Regions from separate parts of the Mus musculus genome. Here region 1 is linked to region 2. The links are chromatin loops, found by intact Hi-C in ENCODE. Cell type or tissue: left cerebral cortex. All regions are shown on one strand. Each heading gives the region's core, and the rest is flanking DNA. Links, peaks and the distances in the headings are about the cores only. Region 1 overlaps Adcyap1r1 (adenylate cyclase activating polypeptide 1 receptor 1). Region 2 holds the start of Adcyap1r1 (adenylate cyclase activating polypeptide 1 receptor 1).

Region 1 (16,155 bases), core at 3,227-11,226, 48 kb before region 2:
AGGGAGAAGTGGACACACGCCCCCATCCCTAACCCAGAAGCCGTCTCCAATCAATACAATTGAAACACACTTGCAAATTAAGTTTTATCACTGGAGAAACAAACTACTCCTAATCGTAGGCTGCCAGCCCAGCAGTTGATGGCCAGCAGAAAAGGCCGGTAGCACCTGTGGAGGTCCCTTGGCTCATAGCCTGTGTCAAGGCTTGTTTTTAATCTTATAGTTTTAGTTTTTATGTTTATTTTATTTTTATTTTCTCTCTCTCTCTTTTTAATCCTACATGTCCTTTGTGTATATTTTTTGGCTTGGAGGTTCTTGGTCTCATTATGTTAAGTCGGGTAGTTTTTATTTTCTACATTGCCAGTCATATACATTGGCTTCTGGTTTTTTATGGGATTGCTAAGTGTGCAAACATGTGTGTCTCAGCATCTTGTGCTTTTTCGTTGGCTCTTGTTCTTGCTTGTTTTTTTTTTTTTTTGTTCATACTTTAATTTGTTTGTTTGTTTGTTTGTTTTATCTTATTGTATTTTCTTATTTCTCCTTAGATGTCTATTTGTTTTCTAATGAGAGATAGAAAAGTTGAGAATCCGGCATTCGAAGTAGCATCTGCTGGGTGTGCTCCTCTGCATACCGAATTCTCCCAGGCTGCAGCCCTTCATGACCCACTCCCAGTATTCTCGCGTCCACAGGGAGCTAGTTCCTGCCTTTCCAAGTGTCATGGTTGCACAAGTTTGTCGTACGAGATGGTGTGCATAATCTACATATCTCCCCCCAGATGACTCAAATCATGTCTAGACCTTTGCGCTACTCAGCCCAATGTGGGCGTTATGCAAATGACTGCTGAGTACCGCTTTTCCCAGAAAGTTTTCCATTCGAGGTTTTCTGCATTCACAGATAAGGAGCCCACAGGGACAGAGGAACAGCCGAACTCATTAACCTCCCTACAGACATTAAGCTCCTGGGGAGAAGCCCTCCTTTCTCTCACTTGTCTTCTCCAAAACCTCAGTAAGAAGACAATAGCAAAGCCCGCCGTGAAAATCTGAGGCCTAACCAGATGGATGCAGATGTTCACGCTTACAATTAAGTGCGAAAGTTCTTAGACACAAATCCACGTCCTAAAGGGCTCCTTATGTGTAGTCTCCAGAAATAACTTTTCTGTGTGATCATACAGAAATACAAATGTGTGTGCCGGCGAAGTCCAAAGAGAAAAGCCCTGCGAGAAAAGCCCTGCACGGTGCACTGTGGGTCACATTCTTCTTACAAGATATTTCGCATGTAAGTGTCTCTTCCCAGTGTTAATTATAGAAAATATTTAAGCTTGTTCTTTCTCTCATTATCTCATTACCAGGCACTGTGTGGAAATGAGCCAGTTTCCCTAGACTGGAAGCGCGCGTTACACCGATCATCAAACAAAATGGCCACCAGAGGGCAGTGCAGACCTATGAGTTGATTCCCCCACCCCACTCCAACCTTCCCTCCCTCCAGCCCAAACTCTTTCTGCCAGGAAGAACTCTAGATAAGGGAAACTGCTGGAAGGGGAAATGTTTCCCAGTTCTTGCTTGTATTCTCAAGGCTTCCCGCCTCTCTCTCTAGCTCCTTGGGTTAAAAACCGTGCTCATGCCATGGCCTGTTGTAGGCCTCCCTCTGCTCCTGATGCAAAAGGTATAACCAAATGACAGACTAGGCTTTTTCCACCACCATGCCACCTGAAAAGCTCACAAGGCTGACCTCTAACCCCAACCCCAGTCGTCAGTGAGTGCTGCCTTATGGCCAGGGAGCAATCAGTCACAGGGTTCATGTGCCCGGGCCACTTTGTGAGACTCGGATCTCATGCAAACATCTCCCTAGATTTGAGTGTGTGCTTCCCACCCGAGATGAGCCCCATCTGGTCCTTAGGCACCCACTCAAAGTCGAAATGGGAAACATTAGAAGGCCAAGGGTAGATCCTATTGCTTAAGTGAACCACAGAGGGAGTGTTTACTTATGTCTGTCAAAGATCACAGACCGGTCTGTCCTAGCCCTCTCTCTAACTCTGCAGCCCCCTGGCTTCAGTGGAAAGTTTCTTTTCCAGCAGTGTCCTTAGGGGCAAATAGAAGCTGGGAATAGGAACCTCTTTCCAAGCAGGGACCTCCTCCATTATATAAATGTTTCCAGACCCTTATTCTGAAGCCTGGATCTGCCCACTCCTTCCTGGAGGATTGAAGAATCCAGGTTCTTTCCAAAGAAATCTCCCAGTTTCTATCTTCCCTGGGCTAAGGCCATCCAATCTGGAGGCAAGAGCCTCTGACCTTCAAACCAGTTGCAGAGCGCTTTAATGGAAGAAGTCCTGTGGTTCTGAGCATGTGCGGTCTATCTCTACCAACCTGATCCAAAGAGGACTGTAAAACCACCACCACCCACCCATCCTCCTATAGAGCCACTTAGAAGAGATTTCCAGGTGGTAGCCCTTGGGAGGCCACATGAGTCTACGCTTTTTCTGGGGAGGCTACTCTTGTTCCTACAAGCAAAATGGCCTGCCCATCCAGCCTGAGCAAGGGGTGGCTCAAAACAAAGCTACTCGACTTCTAAACAACGAATACAGATACTTTGTAGCCCAATCATCATGAGCCTTTAACAGCACTTGACACAGGCAACCACACCTGGTTATTGGGGTCCTCCTTCTCAACTCCCCTGTCAATGTACTTTCTTCCTCTGTTGATGGGCTTGAGTCTCATTATCTGTCTGTTGTCAGCTCCTTGGTGGCTTTCTCTGTGTCCCAGAAAAGCCCCCAGTCTGCTGTCTCGGGATCCTCTCTACAGGGAGGATGGATAAAGTGCTTCATCAAAAGGCCCAAAGGGGGATATTAAAGACCTGGAGACAAGAAAATCCGGAGACCCAAGGCTGTGTGGCTAGGATGGTTATTAGAACTGGTTGCTGCTTCAGTTTCAGGGACCACCAAAATGCCAAGCGCACTGTCTGAGAGCACTCTCTTTACTACTGCCTGTGATTGTCAGCCAAAATCATTCTATGCAGGCAAATGGAACAGAGGTGACAGAGGGGTTGGAAACCCTGGAAATGACGACACAGGGACCAGCTGTGGGCAGGCAGATCAACTTTACTTAGGATGATTTAAGGCTTCCATAACTTGGGGGGCTGAGAGATCAGAATATCCAGGGTGGGCAACAGTCACTGGCTGAAGGTTTAAGATACTGAGATAACTCACTAGCCTGGAGAGGCATTCCAGGAATCTCAGGCGCTAGCTGAACAGCTTCTGATCAGGAGAAAGGAAGTTGAACCTGTAATCTGACTAAGGCTTTATGATATTTTGTAGGTAAAGGTTGTGGGGGGTGGGGGGAGTCTGGGCTCCCCAAAACAAGGTCAGAGAAAGTGGAAGCCCAGCTAGCAGGGAAGGGAGTCCTCCATTTTGTTCTGAGACCAGAAGGCTATCCAAACAATGATAGACTTTCATCTTAATTCACAGGGCAACAACTGACAGTGGAATTTGGTTCTGGGTGAGCACTCACTTTGGTGCTGAGAGATGGGAGCACCAGAAATGCCACCCTTAGCTTTTCTTGCATTTGTAAGTTGACAATGCCTCCTGATGATGTCAGGTCTGGATGATGTCACATCAGAACTGCCTTCCACCTCTCCTGACTGGCCTTTCACTGAACATTGCCTCCTTGTGACAAACTATTTCCTTAAGAGACTTCCCCCTTCCTCAGCTCTAGCCAGGAGCCTGAGGCCAGGTCCTTTTCCTCCCCTCACCTGAGCCAAGAGCACCTCCTGCTAGCTGTCCCCAAGTCCCCATATCTATGTATGCATGGCAGTCTATTCAATGAAAGATAAGCATACCTGTTTTCCACCCAGAAAGCAGAGAATGGAAATAGGTAACAGCCCGGTGACCTGGGCTGTCTGTAAGGTCTGAACACACTTGAGTCTCCCCAGACTACGATGCTTAGCGCGGACTCTTGCTCATGAGACCTTCAACTTGAGCACTGTTTCTCAGTCAATAGAGTCCACCCTCGAGTCACATGTGCTTTACAATAGCTTAGATAACTTCTGTGCTATCTGTAGTACCAGGGCACTCCTGACTCCCAGACTTTTATGTTTATCTTACTCATGCGTTCTCCCTAGACTCTTATCTTGACCATTGTTTCTCAGTCAATAGAATCCATCTTTATGGAAGAGGTCATATGTACTTTATAAAGAGTTTCCATGTAAACATGCTTTAAGCTTTATTGTACTTAGGGAATTGAGTGGATTATCAGGAAAAATTTTCCCCCGAAACTGTGCTCTGCTTAAATATGGCTAAAACAAACTACCCAGTGTGAAAGACACAAAAAGTTTGGACTAACACCAGTTACTGTGTTGGCTTGAAATGTATTTCCTTCTTGCCCCGTGTGAATCATTAGTCGGATGGCTATGGCATCTGCAGAGACTCCCACAGAAGACAGTCTTCCTTTAACAGCATGACCCTGATAAGTCAACCACTCTCCAAAGCAGGCCCCATACCCCAGGGTAGTTGGGCAACTCAAACTGTACTCAATGGGAAAGGAGAAGAAAACTCAAAGTGAAATGAGTAGAGAGCAAAGGTGGAGAGGAGAGATATGGGAGGAGGTAAGAGGAGGTAGATATAATCAAAGCTAAAATAAACTGTATGAAAGTCTTAAAGACTTAACAAAATATTTTAAAAAGAAAAATAGGTTAATTAAAGCAGATAATATATTCATGTGCTCTCTCTGGAGTAGTTTTGTGTATGTATCATATGTGTCTTTATACTTTGGTGCGATTATTTGAAAAATTAATTGTAAGAAGACATTTTACCTCTGTGCAACCTGTTCAAACAACCCTTTCACCATCAGTCCATAGAAAAATCATAGAGGTGGAGAGTAGCCTTCAGTCAAGGCTAGATGCAATAGGTCAAATGACAGTACCAGGGTCCCTGTTTCTCTTTATGCCTCTCTCCCATCTCCACCATTGTCTGATTCACCTCTGGGTTTCCTACCGAGTTCCTCTCTCCTAACTGCAGATGGCTGTGGCACCTGAATGTCACACTCTAATGAGCTCCTTCCTCTTTCCTAGAAACCTGGGAGGCAGCTTTCTCATGCAGCTCACAGGCCTGCCATTTAACCAGGAAGTGGGCTTGTTATGAGAGAGCATAATTTGTGCAGTTATGAAAGAGCAATTATTCCCCAAGTTAGGAACTTCTTGGAATGAATGGTAGGAAATAGAAGTGATAACTACAAACAGTCATCTTAGTCACACACTCCTGGATCCCTAGATGGTGTAAGTATGGTGACATCATATACACTGTTGATCGGTTTTCTTCCAGTCTTCTCCATCTGTGATGGTAAGCTTCTGTCAACTTGACACAGACTAGAGTCACCTGAGAAGGTGGAAACTCAGTTGGGGAGTTGTTTCCATCAGATTGGCCTGGCAGCCTATCTGTGGGGCATTTTCTTTATTAAAATTATTGATAAGGGGTGGTCCAGACCATTGTGAGCAGTGGCACCCTTAATCAGGAGATCCTGGGTTGTGCAAGCCATGAGGAGCAAGCCAGTACACAGCGAAAGCAGAGAAACTATCTCTCTTTCAGTTCCTGACTTCAGTTTCCTTCCTTGAAAGGCTACTTTCACTTTCCTTAAGATGGACTTCAGAGTGTAAGCTAAATAAACACTTTCCCCCTACCTTGTTTCTAGCCAGCAACAGAGAAACAAACAGAGACACCATGTGACTATGAGTGCAAAGTGTGTTACATTGTCACGGGCGTTAGTATCTCCTCATACTACCTCTTAGTGCTGAGCAAGAAGTTTTGAATCTAAGGGGTGACTGAATGCTTCTGAAACGTACAAAGTCATCGAGGGGGTGAAACTTAGAAGTCTCTGGGTCCATGAAGAGGAACATTATATATTTTAACAGAGGAAGGTTCTTCCTCCGGTGACCAATAGACTTAGGACTCAGCCACTGCTCAGTTTCCAGTTGCCAGAATCTCAGAAATGTGTTTGTCCCTGATTGGGTGAGCACACAGCTGTACTGCACCACGGTTTCCTTCCATCTCACCCTCTCACACATTGGTGACCGATCCAAGGAGAGGTTGTCAGAGATCTGTTCAGCCTGGTTTTATGGGTTATGGATAAAGAAAGGCTATTTCGCTTTAAAGTTGTTATGCTCTATTCCCTACCATACCCAGGGCTAGATGGCATGGGGTATTATGGCATGAAGATGCCCTCTGGTACTGGAAAAAGACAGGGACCCAGGCTGTATTCTGTAAAACACCCATCACCTGTTATGTATGTGAGCTTTTAATTGGAGGATTCTGTTTTCATCACTAGAGAGGCCAATCAAAAACAAACAAAAACAAACCTCCATTTTAACTTTAGGACTAAACTATATTTCAATTAACTATAACAATGTCATTTTAAAAAACGTTCAATAAAGAATACACCAAAGCGTTATCATTGTTCTTATGATTGTTGCCATACAAAAGGGGAAAAAACATCATTTTTCCTGTTTTGTGTCAAAGAGGAAGCCCTAAATATTAGGAATATCAGACCCCATAGGACCACCATCTGCCAGGTTCACAGCAGACAACCTACAGGAATTCTCCAGAAAACTCAGTGTCGCGGAGCTGTCTGTGGTGCTGGACAGGAAGCTCACGGAAGTCCTGCACAGTCAAGTGCCCATGCTATGCACTGTGCCTAGAGGTTAGGCCCAGGTTAGCAATTAAGGTCATGGTTGTCTTCACCAATGTGGCCTGTAAGTATTTCCATGGGGCATTTTCTTGATTGATAATTTTGATACATTGGAGGGCCCAGCCCACCGGAGCAGTACTATTCCAGTCATGTGGTCCTAAGTTGTAAAAGAATGCAAACTGAACAAGCCATGAGAAGCAAGCCAGGAGACAGTGTTGCTTCATGGTCTCTGCTTCAATTCCTACCTCCAAGGTTCCTGGCTTGGGTTCTCATCTTTATGAGTAGCCCAAGTATCAGGTCAGCCAGTGAAACTATAAACTCTTCTTCATTCCTACAGGTAAGTTATATCTCTCAAGATAACATACTGAAGTCTTGACTCTGAGTGTCTATGGATGGAACCAGACTGGCAATAAGTCTCTCAAGCAGAAATGAGTTGAAATCATACTGGATTGTGGTGAACCCTAAATCAAGTAGGACTTGTGTCCTTACAATAAATTACAGCAAGGACAGAGACACGGGTGTAGAGAAGTCCATGCTGGTGATGGAAGAAGATCAGGGTGATGTGTCTCCAAGCCAATAAATGCTGAAAGAAAATCACCTACAAGATATGGGATTCAACAATAGAAGATAAACGTTCTCCTCAGAGCCTTCAAGCAGAGCACGGCCCCGACAGCACTTTAGCTTGATGTCTAGACTCAAGAATTGTGAGAGAATAGATGTCAGATGTCTTACAGCCCCTCCTCCGGCCTGTGGCAATTTATCGTGGTATCTGTAGGAAGGCACTACACATAATGAGTGAGTCTCATCCCCAACACCAGAGCACTCACCTGTGGTGGCCCTTTACCTGGGATGCTCTTCCAATTGGCCTATTTGGGAGATCCTAATAAACTTGTAAAGCTCAAAACATTATAATTTTCAAATTCCTACATCTCAGGCTTTCTGGTTATCTACTCTAAAAATTGCTACCCTGCCCCAGGAGTGTTCTCTCTTTAACTGTTCCATTTTCTTCACGGCACCAACTTCCACCAAAAATCCTATTCTGTTCCCTTCTTTATGGCTGACTCAGCAGAACATGAAGGGTGGGGGAGAACGGGGGCATTCAGAGTAGTCCAGAGAGGAATGAAGGCTCAACAAGTAGCTACTGAATAGACAGATGAAAGTCACAGGCCTGGTCACTGCTGTACCCGGTCTTCCTCTTAATGGAAACCCAGGAATAAATGCACAGGTAAAGAAACATGACCTTTATGATGATGATGTCTAAAAGACAAAGTTGTCTTCTGGAAAAGTCCTCTGCTAACCTAAAATGGGTGTAAGGAATAGTGGCTGGTACCCAGGTTCCCACAGGAAATTCCTAATCTTGCATCCTTAACTGAATAGGGACTGAGCTCTCATCAGCACAACCACACCCTGATGTCCACTAGAGGGCAACCTAACAAAGCCAGAAGCTGAGAAGCATTTAGCTTGAGTCTGGCTTGAGGTGACAATTATGAATTCATGTCAATTATGATGTTTGTTCTCATCACCAAAAGAACTATCTCTTAAGATCACCCTAATTGAAAAGCTAATTAATTAATGAGATCATTGATTAAAAAGTTAAAGTTAAAAGTTAAAATGTAATGAGCAAAGAAGATCCTACAGCACAAAGCACACTCACAGATACAGACGTATGACGGATCTCAAAGACTGAAGGAAACCCAGAATGCTGAAGCACATGTCCATCCCTTGGTGTAAGCAAGGCTGCAGAGGGTAGGAGCAATCAGCCTTGAGGGACTTCAAGGTCATTCTGTGACCCACATTGGACAATTCATGCCCCTTGTTTGTTTCAAATAAAGTGGGGATTTACAGAAAGACAGTCTCTACCCTCCCACAAATGTGGGAAGAGCCAGGAGAGAACCATCAGACTTGCCAGAGACTCGGGGGTTTGAAAGTATGACATAAACTACCATTTTATAGTCAGTGTACACTTTTCCTTCCAGCATAATAGAAGGTATGTTAGTTTGCCAGTTGTGATGGTTTGAGTAAGAAAAAATTACCCCACCCCCTATAGGCTCATACATTTGAATGCTTAGGCACCAGAGAGTGGCACTACTTGGGAAGGATTGGGAGGTGTGGCCTTGTTGGAGGAAGTGTGTTACCGGGGGTGAGCTTTGGGGTTTCTTAACCCTGAGCTAGGCCCAGTAGCTCTCTCTTCCTGCTGATCTATATGTAGAACTCTCAGCTACTTCTCCAACACCATGTCTGCCTGCGTGCTGCCATGCTTCCCACCATGACGATAATGTACTAAGCCTCTGAAACTGTAAACCAGCACCAATTAAATGCTTTCTCTTGTAAAAATTGCTGTGGTTATTGAGTATCTTCCCAGTAATAGAATACCGACTAAGACAACTGCCTTGAAGTGAGGTGTGGTCACATGATTAGACAATGGCCAATGGGAAGTAAGTGGGAAGATACTTGCTTTCTGTCCCTTCACTCTTGAGTAAAGTGCCATCCAGAGTTCCAGCTGCCGTTTTGACCTTGGGACCTGGACTCACATGCTAAGGAGTAGCCCCTTGGGAGACAGTGAAGCCACGGTACCAGTTCTAGACTCTCTACTTCAGACTCAATGTGAGGAAAATAAAATTCTGCTTCCTTTAGGCCTTTTTTATTGGGGGTTTTCAGCTATGGCCTCTAAATTTGACCCTAATTATCTCCAAGGTGGCTCAAGTTGATTTGTATTCTTGAATCTGGATCCTTAGATTATCTCTGGTGGTCTACAGAACTCAGCCTGAAAAGCCATCTAGAGGCCAATCTTCTTGTGGATCTTTGGGCCTCTTAAGAGAAACAGTGAGCTCTGTCTCTGTCTGTCTCTGTCTGTCTCTCTCTGTCTATGTCTCTGTCTCTCTCTCTTTGTCTCTCTCTCTGTCTCTCTCTCTCTCTCCACTTTCCTCACCAATTTCTCTCTCTGAATTTCTCCCTGCATGGGCATATCCCCCCTCCCTCCCACATCTCCCTATCTGCTTGGTGATTTCCCTGGCCCTACTCCTTAGGAGAGATGAATCAGCCCAAGAGCTGCCCCCAAATAAACCTGATGCTTTTCACTTTCAGAAAAGAGAGAGAGAGAGAGACAGTGACCTCATATCGTCAGTGTCTATTTACTGTCTACCCTTAAGAGTTGAACCCCTGCTCAAGTCCAAGGCTCACAAACAGACTGGTTTATCCAGCCACATCTCCTTGAGTAGGATGGGTGGAACAGTAGTTCTTGCAGTGCTAGCCACAAGCACTGTTAAAACCAAACTCAGACCCTGTGGTGGTTTCAGTGGGGATGGCCCCCGTAGACTCATGTGTGTGAATGTTTGGCCATAGAGAATGGCCCTAAGAGGAAATATGGCCTTGCTGAAGGAAATGTGTGTCGCTGTAGAGGCATGCTTTGAAGTCTTACATGCTAAAGTTGTACCCAGGATGTCACACAGTCTCCTTCTGCTGTGGGTGGATCAAGATGTAGAACTCTCCACTTCTTCTCTGGCACCATGTGTGCTTGCTGCCCTGTCTCTCATCATGACATAATGGACTAAAACTCTGAAACTGTAGGCCAACCCCAATTAAATGTTTGCTTTTATAAGAGTTGCCATGGTCATAGTGTCTCTTCAGAGCAATAAAAGCCAAACTAAGAGAGCCATGCTGCTTCAGATACTGTGCAGGTGTGACCAGCAATGTAGGGTAGTTCCGGTTCAGTCAAAGATTGAGAACCCTGGATGCCTAAAAGGGATTTCACTTGTTAACAGAGAATAACCAGGAGTTACCTAGGAAGAACTGGAGTTTGGGACTTCTGAAGGACATAGGAAGAAAGAGGCTGAAATCTGCCTCATGCTCAGGACAAAGATTGAGGCTTACATTTGCCAGGAAATGTCACTTTAATATGGAACTCAATATTTCCAACTTGGCTCGTCAGCTTTGCTTCTTGAGTATGACCTCTAAGAATGAAATATGGAGCCTCCATTTTTCCTGGTTCAGATGACCACCGCTCTACGAAAGTCTTCCAAGAGTCCAGCCAGCAGACTGACTCACCGAGAGATTATCTTTCAGACTGAGTCAAGGAACACGGCGTATCAATGTCCCAAAAGAAGAAAAGGGCAGGTGCAGCCTCAAAAGGCAGAACAAGCTAGCCTTCTAGACACAGGGGAAAGAGCCTCTAGGACCTATCCAAGTGGAAAACTGACATCTGTTGTCTTTCAATTTATCTCATTGGCGTCACTTCAGAGTGGTCCAATAGCTGGCGGAGTTAGCTCTGTAATGACTGTAGACTTCCAGTTCATTGTGGCCAGTACTTTCTATTCTCAGGCCTCCTTAATACTTTGGGAATGATTTTAAAATCCCCAGATTTGTAACCATGACCTGCTTTCAGATGAAGCCCTTAAAGCGTCATGCCCACAGGTAGAACCGCCCCTTGCAAAGCTACCAGATGCAGCTTTGACAAGAAATGCACCATCACAGGCAGGGTGCTACATGTGGGATGCTTTGCTGGCAAAATATCTGAAGCAACTTTCCTGGAAAAATGTCTCAAGCAGTGGACTTCAGAGGCAGTGGCAACTGCAATGTCAATACCCCAGCATAACAGACTCATCAGTTGGGATTGTGACAGCTGCTGTGACAACAACCTGGTCATCAGTTTCCTGGCATGGCATGTAGCTTTGGGTAACTCATCTTGGTTCTTCCCCCTGACATGAATTCTGTGACGTTTCCTAACATTCTTTTGTTGGCAATTAAAATTTTACTAACATCATGAGCTAGAGAATTATAAACAATCACTTGGCCCTCGAGGAAAGGAGAGCTACTTGGAATTCATTACCTTGTGTGACAGGGAGAGGGGTGGCTCTCACTCTCAGGAACACTGACAGCCAAGGGCATACCTGGGCTGAGCTGAAACACTCCCTGATGGCAAGCTTTCTGAATCTGTCAGCTGCTCCCACCAAACAACATAAAGGCCATGAAGCATCAAAGACTTTGGGGTAAGCCACTTCCATTTTCAGACGCCCAAGTGAACCGAGCTCCACACATCATGTGAATGGCCTTTCAAGGCCAAGGCTTCCTTTCTTTCACCCTTCCATCTTCACCTGTCCCAACTCCATCCTCATTTCCCTCTTCCAGAATCCAAAGGCCTTGCAGACTACATTACTGTGGAATAATCAGATGGGAAGGGGGAGGCGGAGTCCCCTCCCCTCCTGCCTCTTTCCCCTGCCCTCCACTTTCAGCAATTTACAGGCACCAAGAAAAACGATAAGACATTTATTGAGTCATCTACAGCAGTTTGACATCCTTAAAATCCCAGACAATGTGTGAGCACAGCGTTAATGGAGGCAGCAGTAGCAGTGAGGTCCGTGGGGTTTATCTTTATTGTGGGAGATTAAACCCAGACCGGTCCAGCTCCCACAAGGGAGCCTGGAACCACATCTGGAGTACCAAGGGCTGAACCAACCCCAGCCCTGACAGATGCTAAGCCTCAGAAGACAGACAGCAGACAAAACACACATGGCTGAGTACAGACACAGCACAGGACCTGGAGTTCAAGGAAGGGAGAAAGAACGGGCATTTGGCTCACTTGAGGAGTGTCCCATACCACTGAAGGATTCCTAGGCAGACAGCACGGAGTTGCTCATAGAAGATTTCTCCTCATCCGTACCTTCGAAGAAAACTGAACAGTGATGACGGTAAAGCTGGGATTTGAAGTCCACCAGAGCCCTGTGGCCTCATCCTTGAGCTCAGGCTGGTGGTTTTACAAATGAGTTACCCCTAAAGGGCTCAAAACAGGAGACAGGCTGCAAAGGGATACCTTTCAGGGTCTTCACTCTAAGAATGAGCACACAGCGGTGTTGTTTTCAGAGCTTGCAAACTCACAGGGAGCATTTTACCTCCACCTCATCCCTAGCTAGAGGGTAGATGATGGTGTAACCACGGCCACCTCATTGCAGAGCAGGGATCCAGGTTAGGGAAGTATAGAGTCCCAGAACAGATGGAGAGGGCCAAGTTTGCTAGGGGGTATCCTTAGACCAGGCCAACTCAGCTGCTTCTCCTGCACTGTACTGTGGACCCCTGGGCTTTCTGCAGGTACAGCCACTCCTGCAAAAGGAACATTGCATTTCACAGCTGCTTGGAGTGTTACATCTGGCTCACACGCAGGGCTGTGCAATACCGGTACAACTCAATGCAATGCAATTCAAAAACAGACTAGGCCCAACTGTTTTCCCAGCTCCCTAGGCTCAAATGAAATTTGCAGTGTCAGGGGACTTGCTGTCCTCTCTTGGAAGTGGGGCAAAGGGTACTCAAGGAATTAAAAAGAGAGTCTCTTGTAGCTTTCCCTCCAAGGAAGAGAGAGTGAAGACCAAACAGCAGAGGCCCTGGTACTGGGCAACAGGTTCAGGTTTATTTCCATCACGACACCCTAACCAAGCCCCATCCCAGAGCTATGAGAGGAATCACTGCGGGATGCTGAGCATGTCAGGGAGGACCTCCTCGCTGCACGCAAGAGTCGTCAGAGCTTAAGCATAGTGCATACTGGGGCTCAAAGCTGAGCACCTCTAAACCCCTCTGGCTTCCTGGCAGCCTAAGGATTCCTCATGTGGAATCCCATGTTCTGAGGACCTTTCCTCACAACTTGCTCCTTACCCTGCAGTTGGACAGCTATGACAGGAGATAAGGACAGGGATGTCCTGATCCCCAAAATGGGACAGTCCGTTTGGCCTTTAAGGTTTCATAAAACAAGCCCCCACTTCTCAGGAATGACCTTCCACAGCTGGGTACCCCTTAAATCTGCTATGTTCCTGCCTCCAGGTTTCCAAATCCATGAAGCCCTTTGCACCTACCAGACAGAATTTCCTTATCGTTTTCCCTTTTCTGGGTCCAGGCTATATTGCTGCAAGCCTTGCCTGGGGCCCATTCCAAGAGAAGATGGTTGGTGTTTAGACAGAACCCCAGAGGAACACTGGGATACACACAGATCAATAAGTCTTATTGCTTGCACTATGTAAGAAGGTCAATAGGGAAGGGATTTATCCAGCCTTGTGCTGCCCCATCACTGCCTACAGCCTGAGAGCCAGACCCTCATGGAACAGCAGAATCCTTCAGGTACATCTGCTCACAAGACTAAGAAAAAGATTCCTTCAGACAGAAAAACAAAGCAACGGGAACCTGGAAGTTCTAGGAGGACACAGGCCCAGGGCTCAGAAAGCAGCAGGGCTCGGGTTATTCGGTTTTTGCTGTTTTGCAGTAATGCAACCAGAAAGTCACAGTTTCTCCTTCCACAGTGAAGCAGACCCACTGGCGGGGGTGATGGCAAGGGAATGGGGTCCATAGCCCAAGGGGTGCACCTCAGATTGAGGGGGCCACAGGCAACCTGTCCCTGCCTGGTGTAGAAGGCTATTTCTGCACATCATGCCTGAGGCTCCCATTCAAATGTCCATGGCCTGAGGCATGATAGCTGCTCTACCAGCTTTGGATACCATGTGGCATCCAAATGGGAAAATAAACAGGATGTCATCCCTCTTAATACACACATGCACGCACACACACACACACACACACACACACACACACACACACACACACCCCTTAGATGCTTTTCACAAGGATTCATCTCTGTTTACCTGCCTTAGTTTTTAACTAAGGCAGAACCTGGAAAAGCACTAGAAACCACCTCACTTCATAAACAAGGAAGCTGTGGCCCAGCACAGGGCACATTGTGTTCACAGTCATGAACCCAGCTGGAATCCTGAACCAAGGCTTCTAAGCAGCTCAGGCTCCATTGAAGTGTCCAAAGTGCAAGGGGATCAACTGATTCTTGTTTGGCTGATAACCTGGTTCTCAGAACAGGGGAGGGGATGGAGGGGAGAGATAAGGTACAGGGGGGAAAGAGCCAATGTATATACTCAGGGGTTGGTCCAAGCCACTGAATGTTTCTGGGAAAGAACAAGGAGGCCCTTTCTCTTTCCAGCTTTGCCAAAGACCCAAGAGCATACTTCACTGGTCAAGAACACAGAACACATCTCTAAATCCTATCCATTAGAATCTTCTCCAGTCTTTCCAATGGCTCCTCCAGAAGCACTGTCTCGAATATCCTAAAACTCCTTCTACTTAATATAACAGCGAGCAAGGCAGCACCCCACACTCCCCATGCAGTTCAGAGCACAATCATGAACAAGTTCCTCGGAGGCAGGGACAAAAACAAGCATCTACACGGAATAAGCTGGGCCCCGTGGCCCCATGGCACTACTTTTTTTCCCCCTCTACCTTCCCAAATCTGGGTGTGGCCTTATTTTAAAGTCTTAGGTTATGGCTGTGCAACTTGCAGCTGGAGAGCCAAGATGGGCACTAGAAAGCCACCACTCCCTCTACCAGCAGCTTCTGCCTATGCACATGATAGACACCATATCACCTCCAAACACCCTAGGAGGCCCCACAAGTGATTCCAATGTCAAGGGCACGTGGAGAAAGTCTTGCAGACAAATCCGAGTTTAGTAATTGAGTCCAGGCTGAAGATGGCATGTAGGATTCCTTGTAATCAGTAGAGGGGGTGGGGGTGGGAGCACTGTGGAGTTCCCTGGACCCAAGACTTGGCTTATGAAAATTGAAGGTTGCTTCAGAACTCATTGATTTTACTGCAAGGTGGCTGGCCCATTCTAGACATGGCTTTGATTAATGGGAAAACAGAGAGGGGAGAGCGAGGGGCTTTCTGTGGTTGTTGTGGCTGGAGAACAGCTTCTTCAGGCCATCCATGGTGGGCAAGAAGTGTAGAAATAAAGCCACCACATGATACGGTCTTGAGTCAGGGCACAGTCATGGACGTGGTAAGTTCTTCAGCTATCCCATCTCCTTCCAAATTGAATCTGCATTTCTGGCTCTCAGCTCTTAGAGCACAGGAAAAGCACCAGAACTTTCTCTGACCCTCACCCCACCTCAATGTAAGTCTCTGACTGAAAGAGCCCTAGAGCCCTCTCATCATCCAGGCACACAGGAGCTGAGCACCTGGACAACTTAGATGTAAGCCAAAGGAGCCTCAGGTTGACCTGCTCCAAAGGATGCTCATGACACTGAGCTGCAGTACTTGGTACAGGCTGAGAAGGGTCCATGTCCAAAGCCAATTTGCTGAAAGGCTGCTGGGGTGTTCACTGCCCCAGTCTCTCCAAAGCAGGCATGTTTCAAACTCAGTTCACAAGGCCTTGTACCTGGGATCAGGCCATCACCGAGGCTGGCCTTGACCCAGTAGGTCAAGCTGGGACCTGGCAGAGGTGAGCAGGGGCATGGGTTGGGGGGGAGAGATGGGGCAACTTTCCAAATTTGAGGTGTATTTACATATCAAATTGGGCTCAGTGGACCACAGTAGATGGGACCCAAACAGGAGGGGCAATATCAGCCTATACCCTATCTCTCTCTTCCCCTTTGAGGAGGAGCCCAGCTTCCTACCCAGGGCCTGCCCAAGGAGAGGGGAGAGGCACAAACATGCGCAGGCACTGGCCCG
Region 2 (16,155 bases), core at 3,695-11,694:
TTCAGACCTTGCTCATCGATTTGAGCATGTGGTATGTACTGAAACCTAGCAAGACCAGCTCTTCCTGGACACAGGAAGGTCCCCATGCTCACAGTCCAAGGCCCTACTGGCTACAGTCTAGACAAACAAGCCCTGATCCAGATGGAAGGATCAAAGAATGAGCCTACATGGCCTGCTGTGCATAGACCAGCCCCAACTCCTTCTCCTCTTCCTCCAAGGGCACAGGCAGTGCAGCAGAAAGGGAACTCCCCAGTCAGGAGTTCTGGGCACCCACCCAGGGCTGGCTGAGACTCTGCATGTGACTCGTTAGTGACAGCACCTCTGGCTCTAACTGCTTCATATGTCATGTGGCAGAGCCAGGCTCGGAGATGGGCTCAGGGATTTGGAATGAGAAATGAAATAAACCTCCATCCCTGATCTTCCTCCCAAGAGTCCCCTGCAACACATGCCCAAGACGGTGGGGTGGCGTCTCCAACCCTGAAGACAGGGAGATGAGAGAATATGGGGACCACCACACAGTGTCACATATGGTCCTTGCTTCCAAAAAACCCAAGCTTTTACTACAACAGACTCAGCTTCCTAGATATGCCATGGCTGTCTCCTAACCTATACTAGAGCTGAGAAATCCCCACCAGCAGCCTGCTTGTGTGGATGCTGGTGGGAACACAACCTCATTGCCAGTCATGTGAAAAAGCACATTTACGTACGGTGTAAAATAACTGACTAGGCTCTGGGTCCACAGATCTAGTGAACTGCACTTTTATCATTATTTCACAGGATAAAGCATTGTTCCACGCCACTTACACTCATGTCTCCTGTTTACAGTCTCCCGACTGCACAAAGTGCGGACCCAACCACCGAGGTCTGTATTCTTGAGCTGTGTGGTGGTTTCAGAGCCTGCCCAACCCCACCCTTCTCAGCTGGCCCTGACACTGAGAAGCTGCCGAATGGCTGTGTGTGCATAAGCATGAAAGCTGCGCTGTGTTTACAGTCCCGGGCAGGCACCGAAGCAAACTGGCAGGCTTTCTTCTTCATTTTCAAATGTGTCTCCAAGTTGTCACTACTTTCTGGTACTGTCTGTGCTGGTCACTGCTCAGGGACAACATAGTTGGAGAGGCAAGGGGAGAGAGAGTACAGTTCACTGATCCCCTGCTCTCCCCAACCAAGGCTATCAACACGGCTCTTAATCCTGTGTCACGTCCAAATATAATGAGATCTTGGGCCGATTCACCTGCTCCTTGGCCTTTTCTCGCCCATCCGACATCGCATGGGCCCAGCAGTAGGGGTGCTCCCTCTCTAGGGTGGTTACACTTGTATAAACTTTACAGTCAGACAGAGGCAGGCTCTGAGGACACACCTCCTTGGAATCTGAGTCCAGATGTTTCTGACCTTGGCTGTGTGTGCTGAAGGACTGTTCATTGACAGACACCTTAAAGTGTACCTAAGGACTTCAATGGCACGGCACAGCACAGTGAGATGGGCCCTGCTTTAGGGACACATTGTTTAGTTCAAAGACCCGGGTGAAGACATTCATTCCTAAAGGCAGGCGTGAGCCTCATATGAGGCTCAGAAGACATGAAGGCTCTCCCTTGGGGGCTGACAACGGGGTTTAGCTGTCCTAAACCCTGAACCCTGGCAAGGTGCCCAGCGCCTGCCTGCCCAGATGCCTGTTTTTGCAGATCATACCATGGGACTTTCAGACAGGGACTTGAGGGATGCTACACTCAGCATGTCCTTCCCCGGGGACTCCATTCCTCTGCCCTCGCCCTTCCTCAATAGACCCTTCCACCACTGAAGCACTTATGCAAGCACCCTTTGCCTTCATGGGGCTCTGCTCTGATCAGTGCAGGCCCCTCTTGAACACAGACCTAAGACCTTCTTCTCCTCCACAAACTTCTCTCCTGCTTATGCGTCCAGCAGGGAAGAAATCTGTTAGCAGAAAGACTTTGCCTCTCCAGTTGCAGTATTGGAGTGGCCTGGGGGAGCTGGTACCTCTGGACCTATCCCAAAGTACACACAGGCTCTACCACCCTGGTGTGGGCTTCAAGGTGATGGGCAAAGAAGCAAGAAAGGAACTCCGAGTGGGCGCCCTCAGATGGAAGGAAACGCCCATCACTGCTCACTTAGGCTGACAAGCTGAGTACACGTATGAACGCTGAGGACACATGTCTGCTCTGCTACAGCTTGCTCTGTAAGTGCTAGCCCACAGCTCTCACCTGGATAAGTTAGGCTACCCCTGCCTAGGTTCCATCTCTCACCCTCCCTCCTCTCCTCAGCTCTCTGAAACCAGAGCTGGTTCTCAGCTCTCCAAATGGCATCTACCTCTGACCTAGCAAGAAGGTGGGAAGCCTGGAGCTTTCTGCACTATGTGGAGCCTCACAGATGTAGTGACCCTGAAGTCCTCAAGCCTCTACAGCTTCCTGTAGACTGCAGCTGCTAGGTATCACTCTCCCCTCCATTTCGCCCAAGAAAATTAAGGCAGCACATGTCTTCAGGTGACGTAGAAATCATGCTAGGGTTCAGGGTGTGCTGTCCTAAGGCGGTACATTCCAGTGACTGAGGACATCAACTGTCTAAATTCAGGCTCTGCTCACAATGAACTACAGTCTTAAGTAATGTGCAGGCTCTCTTTACACCCCTTTCTTCATCTATGAAGTAGGAGTGATTACACATGCCCTGCACCGTCAGTGTTCTCCTCTGCTCCCGGCTCACCTGAAGTCCGACATCCACCCCTCCCTTGGATTGGCTTTCATGGCTCTAGCGCCTCACCAGAACCTCCTGGGAGCTGCTGAATGTCAGTTAACTATGCCAAGCTAAGATTCTAGGTTAATCTGCACTGTGGTTTGTGGATGGTCTCCTAAAAGGTCCTCTGGGTATTCCAGGCTATTCAAGCCCTACCTGCTCCTCCCAGTCCTTACCTCTTCTTCTCTGAAGCTACCAGGGGAGCCCCTCCCACTAGCATCTGCCTATCCTTTCATTAGGGCTATGCTCAGACCTACGAGCAAGCCTGTCCTGTCAGCTCCTTTGGACCTGAGTTCAGCTGAGGAGTGTAATTACACTGTGCACAGGCTCACACAGTAAGCCCTCATCTCTCTCCCCTCCCCCTCTAAGAGCCACCATTTGGGACCAACAACTCCATGTCAGGAGGCAGGCTTTATGGTTTCTACCCACATGGTAGACAGGCACTGGGTAGCTATTGCCTTCAGGACCTAGTTTCCCACCCACACAAACAAGACACTTAGATCATAGATTCTTCACACAGTTTTTGGGTTTCCTCCCACTGTGTACCCATCTGTCCCCATTCCTCAGTCTCCCTGGTTGATATGGGCTAAAGTTCTAGTCTGGCAGCAAAGCAGCCCTGCTATGTTGGGAGCACCTTCCCCTGGTCAGTCTTTGCGAAGAAGCTGCATGAATCTGGCCCAGCAGGAATTCTGTTTAACTGGGCTGCAGATTAATAAAGTCTTCAGGCAGATGGTTATTGAGTCCAGAGGGAAAGGTGTACCACTAAGGCTCTAGTGGAGCCCTGGAGCCCCACCACTAGGTAGCTTTAGCCTGTTCTGCAGGCCAGAGCAGGAGAAAGGCATGGCATAACCAAGATGCCCACCCAACCTCCCCTGCTCCTTCTGGGGCAGATGGAAGAAGATCCCTAGAATCTTACCAGAAGTTGTGCCTCTCCCTCAGGACATGAACTTGTTAGAAGGTACTGTCTGAAATCCTCGGAATCATTTGGAGGGACAGAGTAAAGGTGTATAGGACCATACATGCAGCATCTGACACAGCAGCTGCCATAGAAGCCCCACACTGGGGGAAGCCCTGGGGTTGACTGCTGCCTTCCACCCTGGCTTCTGCTAGAGCCAGCAAGTAGGAACTCCTGCTGGTCAGATAGTCTGTAGCCCAGCCACTGTAACAGCTGCATTCCTGCTGCGGCTGGTCCCAGGTGGCCTATGAACAAGTGTGCTGGCAGCTGCTCTCCAGACCAGACCCAGGAGAAAACAGCAGCCACGTTAAGCCACCCAGAACATCTCAGCTCAAACTGGCACAAGGAGAGCCACCTAATGTCACTGAGAGTTGCAGATATGGGGCACTGTGGCCCCAGTTTCTACAGAGATGCACACCCTTCCACCAGTCTTACAAGGCTAACCTGTGGACGCTGAGGACACCAAGACTGTCCCCTGCCTCACTCACCTGGGGAAGACTCATTTAGGCCCATCAGGTCGTTGGCCCTCTGGATCCTCTCCAGGCACATGGCTTGCTCCTTCTTGAAGATGCAGTCAGAGTGCATAGCAATAGCCTATAGGATATGGAGAACAAACGATGAGAGGACATGGAGCCCACTGACAGCCCCTCTGCTTCAACTCAGGAGAAGCGTGTTAGGGATGGGTGTGGCAGGAGGGTGACAGACCAACATCTGCTGTGTAACAGATGCCATGAGGGCTATCCCCAGGCCCCAACTCAATGTGTGAGTCCCACAGGCCCCTAAACCTCAGTCTCCATGCTATAGTGACATTAACAATTGCATGCACTGCCCTCTAGTGGCTGGGTATGTATGTGCATCCATGCTAGAAACGCAGAAACACTAGGAAGAAGGAACTACTTTTGTTTACTTCATTTTCTGTTGCAAACGTGTAACCAAGTCGAGATGTTATTTAACTTGTTTCAAGTCACATGACTTAGTAGGCAGGGTAACAGGATTTGAATCTGATGTTCTGGCTCCTGCTGCACTTTATGGGGAGGTGAGGGCTAATGAACTGAGAACTACGTTAACAAAAGCCCTTCCACGGCAGACAAAAGGGTAACGGTCAGATTCACAGGTCTCCTCTCCACTCAATTTCAGAAGGGGAAAGACAGGTACAAAGCTCAGCTCAGGTCCCAGAGCAGGTCCAGCGTCTTCACAGCCATACCCTGCTATCATGATAGATGATGTTCAAGTTCATGTCCATCAAACCCTAAGTCAGGAATGATTCTCTTGGCAAGGAATCTGAGCTGCCAAGGACCATGTACAAAGACAGATCCAATCCCACCTGCTCACTGCAAGTGAGATGTGCATGTCCTGACATGCAAGGAAGAGGAGTAGGAGGGTGACCTCAGGCTCTGAGGTCAGCCTCGCCCTGGCCCAAATGGAGCTAAATGGAACCCTCTTCCTCTCACTCCCGATCTTCACCCTTGCTCAAGAGAGATACGAACAGAGGACAGGATTCTGAATTTAGGTGTCAGAGGGCCTCGTGGCATGAGGACCAGAAGACCATCATGTGGTCCTAACCAGGGACCCTGAGCACGGCTGAGCTAGCCAGATACCATGCAACTCTAGGTGCCATAGCACACGTCACCATCTTAACAGATTTGCAAGTTCTGTAACAACTCTGTGGTGTGTGCGGAAAGGGACCGGGGTGAGGGAGGGTTGTTGGCAGAAATGCCAGCTTTGGGTCGGCTTGGCTGAGAGTACTCAGAAGTCACTGGTCCTCCAGGTGGAGGGAGGCTCGGTACAGTCGTAGAGGCAGACGCCGGGCCCTTACCATAGGCAGCAGGAGGAGAGCAGTCAGGGAGAGCTGCAGGGTTCTGGCCATGGTGCTTCCCAGCCACTGTCTCTGGCTGTTGCTCCCAGCCTTGGGGAGTCAGTCACCACCCTCCACTGTGCATGCAGCGCTGAAGGGAAGGAAAGACAGCACACCGTGTCACCTGCAGGGGGTTCCCAGGCCAGGATTCCAGCCCTGGTTAACCCTTGGGGCCTGCACCCCTTTACTCTTCCATCCCACCAACACGAGTTGAGCACCATATGCCCTGCGCCCACAGTAGGGCACTGAATGTGGTGGGTACATGCCAGCTCAGCCACCGGGCTACTAGAGCACTCCAGAGCAGCTAATTCCTCTGCATAGACCAGCTGTCTCCACGTCTCAGCATTCTCTGCCGCCACACAGAAGCAGAGTTTTGGCTGGCATATGCATGCCCACCTAGCAGTGACATTTCGCAGGCTCCCTTGTTCCAGGCACATGTCTTGTCCGCTGCTTCACTTAAGTACAGGGTCCACCTCTTCCATGGCAGACTGAATAATGTCCCGGGGGTTAGAGGATGACAACGGGATAGAAGCCAGCATCCCTGAGCGGACTGGGACAGCGAGACGCCTCTCTAGCCTGTGTGACCTAGCTAACTCCACACAGCTCTGGTATGGAGAAGCAAGCTTCTATACCATCTGTTCACTCTGAAAGGGCCTCTTTGCTCTCAGTGCAGACTTGGGACAATCACGTTCTCCTTTTACCCCGTCTCACAACACTTTGACTTCTAAAGGGTGTGGTCACATCACAGTGCTGTTGGACCTCAAGGACAGGTGTATGAGGACCAGGACCCCAGGAGGGACCAGAGAAATGGTGGGGACCGAGCTCACACTCCACCTGAGCCTGCTCTGCTTCTAAAATTGACCATTGACACAAATGCCTGGCCACTCAGGAGCTCTGCACTGGGAAAGGTTTGCCCTTGGACAGAGAGCAACGTACATGAGGCTACTCGTTGCAGCAGCAACACACTGCCCCTGCTAAGCAGAGTGCTGTCATCCCTTCAGAGCGATGGTGGTCATTACTCCATTGCTGTGGGAAGGATTATTAAGTAGCCCTATTCAGAGCACAGCTAACACAAAAAGCTCTTCACTATGGACGCCTCGAGGATGTGAAACAAGCCTGCCCCTATATCCCATGCACCGTATGGGTCCAGCTTTTACCTCCCATGCCTCTGTGCCTTAAGTGCCTGGCCTTAACACCCTCTTTCAACATTTTTTTTGGCTCAATTGGGTAATAAACAGACATCCAAAATAAGGAAGAAAACCAGTGACAAGAAGAAAAAGAGAGAAGAGTGCCCCTCTCCAGCTCACTCACTCGGAGATGGTAAGGAGATCTCCGATAGCTGATAGGTACCCAGGGAAGGGAGCACGTAGGGTTCAGTAGATTGGGAGAAGCCGGGGGATGAAAAGGGGTCAGGCACACAGGCTTAAGGGCCTGCACCTCCCCCAAGGCCCCATCCACTCCTAGTGGGTACAGGCACCATGGGTGCAACACTGGTGGTTCCTCAAAAGTATTCAATTGCCTGTACCAGTCTGAGATCCCGACCCTGTCTGCAGAAATGACCTCAGGCTTGGTTAGGATGGGAGACGATCGAGTTCTGGGGACCTCAGCAGGCCTCAGTTAGAGGCCATCTTTCCCAGCTAGTTCAGGTCAGAAAAACCAGTAAGAATGGGATGTCCTCTGAACTCAGGGTTCACCTTGAGTAATCTAAAGACTCCAAAACAGAGCTGTGGCCCCCAGGGAAGCCCTTCAGGACCAGGCATACCTTCTACTTCCTCTGCATCCCAGACCCTCTCAGCCTAGTGCAGCCTGGGACCCCTGCCAGGCTGGCCCTTCAGCTGATGCCATGTGGATTACAGTGGGTCTGTTTTAACCTGTGTGAGAACCTTGGGACTTACACAGGGACACAGAGCTGAAGCTCTAAGGTTCCCTCTGGTGGCGGGAACATGATGGTAGGGAGTCTCTCTCTCTCTCTCTCTCTCTCTCTCTCTCTCTCTCTCTCTCTCTCTCTCTCTCTCTCTCTCTCTCCATGCACCTCATTTTTAAGCAAAGGAGCATAAAAACATGTCAGATCCACAAACACTAAAGCACCTTTATCCCAGGGCTTCCACTTGAAAGCATCAATATGATCATCTGCGATGGCAACTTCCCTCCCCTCTCCTCATATGTCCCTTCACGGAAACCCCGAACCATGTACAGTAAATGTTCCTGTGAGGATATGAGCTCAGACATATCATGCATGCCTCCATGGATATGTACAGGAACCCTCAGTTCTATGGTACAGTCTCCTAGACAGATCATAACCCAGGGAGATATCCATGGTGCTGACACAGGAGCCATGAATGCACACGGGTGAATGTCTCAGATGGGGCGATCACTGAGCAAGGGTCCTGGATACCACTGCTGCCTCATCTAGTCCCTGACTTCTCTTCCTGTCTCTGAAGACCTCACAGAGCACCACTCTCTGCTCTTCCGGGTGTTTTTCTCCAGTCCCTACCCTTTCCCAGCGGCCCCTGGTGCTTGCATTCCAGTGTTCTGTGGGGCACAGTGTTCTGTGCCTTCCAAGATGTGACACTGATGCTCCTCTTTTCCCAGGCTACCTCTGCCTCACAACTCCTTAGAGATGCAGGTGTCCCTGTCATGGACTAAGTCAGGCCACCACAGATCTGTCAAATACCCCACCCTAAGGAGGGACATCAGGCCCTTTCTTGACTCCCCTGCATGCCCCCTGCTCTCTCTCTCTGGGGTTCAAATTGTGCCGGGCAGGTGGCTCAGAGAACAGGGAAGCTCTGCCTCCAAGCTCCTAGTGGAACGGAGGTGGGAAGTTTCCCCTGTAGATTTTAGCCTTGACCCCAGGCCAGGTACTTAAGCTTCCTGCTCAGCCTCTGCATGTTGTCTGCAAAGTGGGAATGACAGCCATGCCTGATCCATGGGCAGCACTTCGAGGATGTGCCACAGCCTGGCGTCTGTGAGGTGTCTCCCTCTCTGTGCTCATGATTCTTGTGCCACTGCACAATCACCTCCACCCTGTATCACATTCACTGGGCACAGCCAGCCTGCTGCTCGTTATCTCCTAATGGTCAGTATGTGCTGTGTACACCTCCAAGTTGAATACCCATCAACTCCTGTAACTTGACTGACACGAAGGAGATCCTGGCACTCTCCTCGTTCTATAGGGGAGGCAACAGAGGCCCAGAAAGTCTGTGCAACTTCTCCAAGGTCACACAGAGAGCATCCCAGAGAACTAAAATGTGGCTCCAAACCCCTCTACTTCTGCTGCTCTGTCATTTGGAAAGGAGCCTGCTGAACCCCCATGTGACCTCTCACACCATCAGAGGTGTGAAGATCTTTTGCTCCTGGCTGTCACATGCAGAGATGTGAAGCCTACCTGTACCTGCCCAATCTTCAGGAAGAGCAGCTATGAACAGAACATTTCCATCCTGCCTGAGATCAACTTGAAAAGCTGCTTCATCACTGTGAAACTAAGACACAGAAAGCATCCCAGTAGGAAGGGTGTTCCCCAAGGTTACATGGGATAGCGAGCCTAGAGATGTGCCAAGCAGGAATGGGATGTGGACTGGACTGCGGGGAGTGTTGGAGACCCCCAGAACATGCCCACCCCTCCACCCAGAGAAAGTCTGCCCTCCCTGGGCCCTAGCAGTCCTGAAGCTGAGCTGAGCAGGGACTGAGAGCCAGGGCTGCATCACCAGTCAGCACTGAAGAACTGGTGACTCACAGACCTCGAGACATTCCTAGTCAGAAGAAGGGGGGATCTGCAGACCCTTCAGCACCCTCACTGCACCAAACCCAGCAGAGGCCACCTTCTACTCTCAGCGGGGGCATGGCTTCTGCTGCAGGCCACTCACAACTCCTCCCTCAGCTGCTCCAGACAATCAGTGGAAGTCTGGTGTCTCTCTGCATCCTTCCTGCACCCTGAATTCCTTCGCCCTAAGGAGCACCTAAAGAGGACAGAGCACATCAGGGGTCCATCCCTCCCTTCTCCATACAGACTTGGATTCCACACATGCCCTCCACTAGAGCCACCTCTAGAGCAAAACAGCAGGAGGCAGGGAGGAGGTAGGGGAGTCTGGAGCCAGTCTAACAGCTAGGGACACTGAAGGGCTATGCCAGGAAAGGGGGATGGCACTGAATGAGAAACTATTGCTACACCCCCACCAAGGGAAGAGATTTTCATGGCCACTGAGCGGAGCCACCGGAGAGCCATTTGGGATAAGGACTAGGTTGATGGAAAGTGGGCAGAATTCTGAGGTCTGAGACAACATGACAACGAAGTATCCCTGGAAGATGTGTCAGGAAAGAAAGGTCCCAGGAGGACAGCAGGGCAAGAGAGAAGCAGAGGGGAGGGTGAGCTTGCGAGCCATAGGTTCTCAGTGAGGAGATTCCAAGGTGCATAGTGGCTGCCAGTACTCTCAGCCAGTACGCTACATGCCCATCTGCCAGAGAGAAGGTTGAGGAAGCCAGGTACTACTCAGAATTCAAGGAGAGCAGGGAGGAGAGAGACCACCCCAGCCTTGGAACACCACCTCCTGGAAGCCCACCAGTGCACTTACTCGCTCTACCCTCTGGCCCCCAGCCCTGAACAAGGCTGTTGAGGTCTTGCCAAGTTTACTGTGAGACCCAAGGTGAGATTTAGGGTTGCCTTCTCCCTCTTAAGAGGAACAGGAGAAGGGGTTCAAGAACGAATTAGCATGCTAAGACAACATCAGAGGTATTTAAGGTGTGCTGGCTCCAGCTACACTGCAAGGGTGGGGGCATCCCCTGAGTACAGTGGAGACTTCCCCCAGGACTGACAGACAGATGCCTCTTGGAGACCAAGTGGAACAGCTTGTGCTCAGGCATCTTGAGCCCTCAGATCAGACATCCTTTCTCTTCAACCTTTTAGACCCTCTCACCTCTAACCTTCCATCCCAGGGGCTAGCAAATCTTCCTGGCTGCTCAGATTCACTTTGTTCCTAATTTTTGAACAGCCAGAAAGTCAAGTACAGATTCTAATCAATGCATTTTTTAAGTAGCCAGGAATTTTTTTTAAAAAAGGAATTGCCTGAATAATGAATTGCATGAAATCAAAATATTGGGTGTCTGCAATGTTTGTTAAAACATAGTCAAGTTTAGTTTCTGTTCATATATCCTCTGTGCAGGACAAAGTCATTATAGTCAAGTGCAATGCCCACAGAGTCTAAAATACTAACTAGATTCACGGGAGGGTGAGGGGGGAGTCACATCCCATGTTCTAGGCTCCTGCAACACAGTGTATACACACACACACACACACACACACACACACACACACACACACACCTGAACCTTCATTAAGGCTGGCTTTGTGACCAAATGTTCCCAGACCTTTCGTGAGAATGTCTTTCTGTTGCTGCCTACTTCCCTCTCTCATCCCGGCGCCCAGGCAGGTATCAAGGGACGCGTACATGCCTTCCCAGCTGTGTGTCACTCCTCTGTGTGTCAGTGTGGGGGTGGGTATTATTGTGTGCTTCTGACGGCATCCAGAGCTCAGTACAAACACATCACAGCGAAGGGTTTTCCTGCCTCCATGTTCCCAGGCAGCTGGAGCGTGAGGGCCAATCCATTCAGACGTACAAGCCCAGCTCCTTTTAGTCAGAGGTGGCTGGAAGCTTCTGAGGCCTCTCTGCCTTCTGGGGGTAAAAAAGCCCCCACCTCTCCTGCCTGGGGCATCACAGCTCTCCTCACACATATCCTCAGGCCCTTCAGTCACCTCAGGGTCAGCTCCAAAGCCAGTGACTCTCAGGTGAGCATGACACTCCTGATCCTAGGCAAACCTCTGCACTGGGCACCCTGGGTTCTGCCATTTGGTCAACAATCCTGAACGATGAACAGAACGCATCCCTGCCAGACCACCTCCTCAGTGAGAAAACCGCCTTGTGGCCCTAGCTACTGTCCTTTCTAGACTCCCACCTGGGTGCTGATCTATAAATATCCACTGAGTCCATGTCACCATTCAATACAAATGGAAGAAAGGAGTGTCCAGAAGTAGGAGCATGACAGAGAGGTGACCATGTGAGAAAACAAGAGCTCCAAAGTGCTTCCCCAATCAGCCCCCCACGAGCCTGAAACACACACACACACACACACACACACACACACACACACACACACACACACACACACACAAAACAGGATGTGAATGCGAGCTTTAGCCTGGCTCAGTCTTGGGAGTACAGGAAAAGGTCCTCCTCCAGGCTCACCACAGACATGTTTCCTCGATACACAGAGACAGACAGACAGACAGACCCTTGGGGATCTCAGCACAGATGCACCACCACCCATGAACCACTACTGATGGCAGAAAGTAGGAGGGACCACATCTGACTCCTGGTCACACCACACACACTTGTTGATGGATTGGTCAGAAGATCTGGCTCAAGGCCGGCTCCAGCATGTCCTGTCTTTAATTTGTGTGTTCAGAGTTTGGCTTGTGTCCAGACTGGGGCCTTTGCCTGTTCTTTCCAAGGTCAATGAGGAGCAGGAGTCCTAGGCCTGCACTTGGGAATGGGGGCTCCTCCAGCCTTACCTGCCACCATATCAGATGCATCTCAAGGCCTTCTGAGCAAAGAGCTACCTGCTATCCCTGGGCTCCAAAAGGCCTCATCACAGTACAAGTAACCCTTGTCCCAAACCCACAGCCACCCTCCAGCCTGCAGCTTGACCTTCCGAATGGTCTGCCTCAGTCCAACTGCAGTCTGGGGGCAGACTGCCTTCCACGTCCTCTGTATGGGCTCTAAATTCCTACATACCCTCACAGGAATGCACCTGAGCTGCCACAGGGAAAAAAAAATCCAAACAGATGCCTATTTCTCTCTCTTTAGGCCATGAGGGAATTATGGGACATACAGCCTGAAGTAAAGAAAAGTAGTCACAGCAGCCCTGAAATGGACTGAGGAATTAGCCAGACCCCCTCTCATGCCAAGGTGGTCCAGAAGGCTCTGGGTTCCTAGAACTGAAGCTCCACTCCCTAGCAGCGAGGGAAATGCCATCGCCATCCCCTTCCTGCGTGTTTGCTCCTGAAGATCTAGTTCCACGAACTGGTGCCTGGTCCCTTGCTCTTGCTGACAATATGATCCTGCTCCCAGTAGTCAGCTAGCTACTGCAGAGCCTGGGCCTTTAAAACAAACATCAGGGGTCTCGGAGGGGCCCACTACAGCAACCCCACTCCCACAGCGATTTTCCCCCACAGGCCCTGCAGGGCGTTTCCTTGTTAGACCACCAACCCCCAAGCGTCTCTTGGTCAACCTCTCCCCGAGCCCCGGGGAAAGACTATCCTTAGGATAGTCCTATAGCCGTAGGGCTATCCTTTTAAAAACAATGCTAAAGCTTATCTCTATTGGGGGCACAAACTAAATTGATCCCTATCTTATCTCCGCAGCTCATCCCTCAAACGCCCTGCAGACTGTAGAACCGAGTTCCCAAGAGACCCTCCAGCATTTCTTTCCAAATCCACGTAGGCGCTTTGGTCCGACCTGGAGACAGGGAGATCGAGCTCTGGGGGATCTCTGGCCGTAGTGTCATTCGTGCCCCTGAATGCCTCTTTCTGGCACCAGAAAAGGCTGAGACAGCTAGGCCGATACTCACTGAATGGTCTACAATAATGTGCTCCAAGCCACGGTCCGACACTTGGATGGAGCAGAGAGAAGCGTAGGCAGCCCGCGGCGGCGGGAGAGGATGGGCTCCGACTCTGTGCCCCGCGTTGGCCCTCGCTGGCTTTGGGTTTGGCAGAGCACGCGGCTCCTGGAGACCTCTGGGCTGAAGGAGGGGTCCAAGGGCCCCGCTGGAAAAGGGTCTGGCGCTGGGCGAGTGCGGAGCAGAAGGACAGGCCAGGAGTGGTCCTTACCTGATGGCCTCGGGGCTGGTCGGGACTGCTGGGCGCAGGGGCTGAAGGTGCAGGAGGACGCGCAACCCGCGAATCCGCGCCCAGAGCCGCACTGGCTGGAGCGTGTGCGCCGCGGAGCGCGCGCCGAGCCTGGTCTCTCGGTGCGTGTGGCCGCGAGCAGCCAAGTCTGTGTGTCCCTGCGCCGCGGTGTGTGCGTACTGCACAAGGGACCGCGCTGCTCCAAAGTCGCAGCCAGTCGCAGTCGGGAATCGGAGCGAGGCGTCCCTCGTCTCCTTTAGCCCACCCTGTGCCACTCGACCGGCTCTGTCCTGCGGGAGAGGCGCCGCCTCTGCTGCGCAGCCAGGCCCGGGGCCGAGGGAGGCGATAGACCACCGCCTCCCCGGCAGACCTCGCAGGCGGGGGGTGGGGTGCAGGCCAATGAGAGCCCGGGGGGCGGGGTTAGGCCGGGGGCAGAGATGGGGAGCTGGATGAGGACCACCGCGCTGACACAAGCCAGAGCTGCAGCAGGGACCCAGGGCGCGGAGGCGGAGGTAACAGCCCCCCTTTCCCAGTTCTGTCGCAGAGCTTCCGGGCTGAGTTGTGCCTTCCTCAGGGCTCACCACCTTTCTGTCCAACAGCAAAACATCCACTAGAGAAAGCCCTCTCCCTCTCTTCTCTGTGTTCCAAGCCTCCTCTGGCAACCTGCCACCTGAGCAAGTCCCTGGCCCTCTTTGGGCCCTCCTCTGCTCACAGTCAGGGGTCTAGAAGGGATGAATTGCAGGTGCCTATCTAGATGTCCTCGAATGTGACACCCCAGAGAACACCTCTATAGCCAGAAAAGGAGTAGAGGTGCTTACGGGAAGTCTGTTAAAAATAAATGAGACTGCCCTGCCAGCTCTGGGAGTTTGGGTGTGCGGCCTGATGTTTCTGAGCCTCCACTTCTTCACCTGCACCACATCGTTTCTATTTCTGGGCTCATGAGAAGAACAACATTGTGTAGGAACAGTCTGTGTGCCAGTAGCAAACTTGTACTAGGCTCATATATTCACTGATGCTAAACAAATTACTATTGTTGTTGGTGATATGGTGTACTCACCCTTCTTCTGGTACAATTTGATAAGCAGGAGCTTAATGAGCAGAACTCAGTCAAATAAGGTCACAGTGCCAATATCCTGCCACCTCCAGTTTGGCATAACTGTGTCCAGTCACAGCATCCTGAGTTCTTTGTATCCCCATCACTTAGTCTCAACTGGCTTCTGTCATTGCCTGTTCAGGCAAGTTCTGAGCCACCCTTGATGTGTGTCCTTCTGAAGAACCTTCAAGGAAGAAGAGGGAAGGAGAAAGAACTTGAGCCTTTTGTTAGCAAGGTCAGTCTAGCTGAAAACAAAAGGACAAGGAGATGGAGAAGACCCATGAATGGGAGCCACACAGAACCCTAACTGGTAAGACCTACATGATCATTTTACATCCGACTTCACAATGAAAACAGAAAGGCTAAGAATAGGAAGCAACCTGATGCTCCAGAAAGATGTATGGAGTGTCCTATATACAGACAGCAAGTTTATGATTCCCCACTTAGTCCAGGAAGCACTGGTCACCTCGTAGACAGCTGGCACTCGCTTGTGTTCTTTCAGGCCATGTTCCAAAGGAAGAGCAGTGGAGAATATGTCTTCTCTCTTAAGAGTGGTCAGGACCCCCTCTAGGGAGAGTACAGCTAGACGCTGGGCAGAAGTCAGCAGTCAATCAGGAGCAGCTCTAGAACGCACTGCATCTCTCTCTGGTCTGTTTTCCCAAACTGGAGGTCAGCTTCTCTACTTGGCCTCCAGCCTTGATGTAGGACGGATCAAATGAGATGTCACCTGTGAAAGTACTCTGCAAACTGCGAGACATTCAAGGGGAGGCAGGGCTGTTGATAGCCTCCACATAGGAAGTGGAACATGAAACATGGGACATTGGCACTAGGGGCTGCCAGGGAGGGGGAGATGCAATCACTTACCCACAGTAGATCAGATCACTCCACTACGGGAATCCTGACGCTTTGAGTTTGTGCATCCAGTTCCTGGCTCATTACATACTGCTGGTTCTTCATGTCTGTGTCTGGGAACCAGAGCCCTGCTTTCTGTTGTGTGTTAGCAGGTGCACATCATGGAATATGAGAAAGACAGTCATGGTGGGTGTCTTCCTCTATCCAGGCAACCAGCTGTGCAGAAAGAAATGAGACATTCATGTAAACCCACATGTCTTCCCTTTGCTTCACAGCCTATGGCCTGAAGGTGAGTCCCTGGCAGACTCCAGGTAGAGGACAGTCAGACTTACTACTTGTACCCAACCTAAGAGCCAGGTATGCCTGAAGTCATCCAAGAGCGATGCTTTTTCCTAGTTGATTCACCTCACAGGAGCACAAAGATGACTTACCAGACCCCAGCAGATGAATGTGTTGTGAGTTATGCCCTCCATCATTCTGTAGGCCCAGCATGGGCTTCTTTGTCATGTGCCTGACTCGGGGATTTGTCTCTGGCTCTCCTAACAAATGTGTTCCTATGAATAAGAACTACACCAATTCTGGTGCCCCAAACCAAGAACAGAGCCAAGATTTCCCATTATCTCTATGGTCACTCACCCAAAAAGCCAACTTCAAATTCTAACCTTGACTCTCCATGCTTCGCAGCTTACCGTCCCCACCCTCGCTGCCTGGCTCTGGAAAGCATTGGGGTAGGAACGAAAGGTTCCCAGAGCCCTCTTGAG

Evidence for each region. Peaks named below come from ENCODE experiments on the same cell type or tissue, not always from the same donor. Only the 100,000 strongest peaks of a DNase experiment are listed, where the experiment ranks them.
Region 1: it touches region 2 in a loop (2.6-fold over the local background); 19 of 42 quality-filtered maps call a loop at or near these places.

What each region holds. Positions count from the first base shown.
Region 1 is chr6:55,497,210-55,513,364 of GRCm38, reverse strand. It overlaps Adcyap1r1 (adenylate cyclase activating polypeptide 1 receptor 1), which reads right to left. Exons shown (of 17, transcript NM_007407.4): 17 at 11,910-16,155. Among named protein-coding and RNA genes, the nearest start is that of Gm34441, 32 kb to the left of the region's middle. In left cerebral cortex, for the core only: a CTCF peak has its summit at 8,090 (motif pointing right); a DNase peak (open chromatin) is centred at 8,081.
Region 2 is chr6:55,449,645-55,465,799 of GRCm38, reverse strand. It overlaps Adcyap1r1 (adenylate cyclase activating polypeptide 1 receptor 1), which reads right to left and starts at 13,822. Exons shown (of 17, transcript NM_007407.4): 1 at 13,432-13,822; 2 at 5,514-5,643; 3 at 4,186-4,291. The coding sequence starts at 5,564. In left cerebral cortex, for the core only: CTCF peaks have their summits at 4,536 (motif pointing left), 5,676 and 7,466 (motif pointing left); DNase peaks (open chromatin) are centred at 4,533, 5,915, 7,464 and 11,051; H3K4me3 peaks cover 1,585 bases; H3K27ac peaks cover 1,697 bases.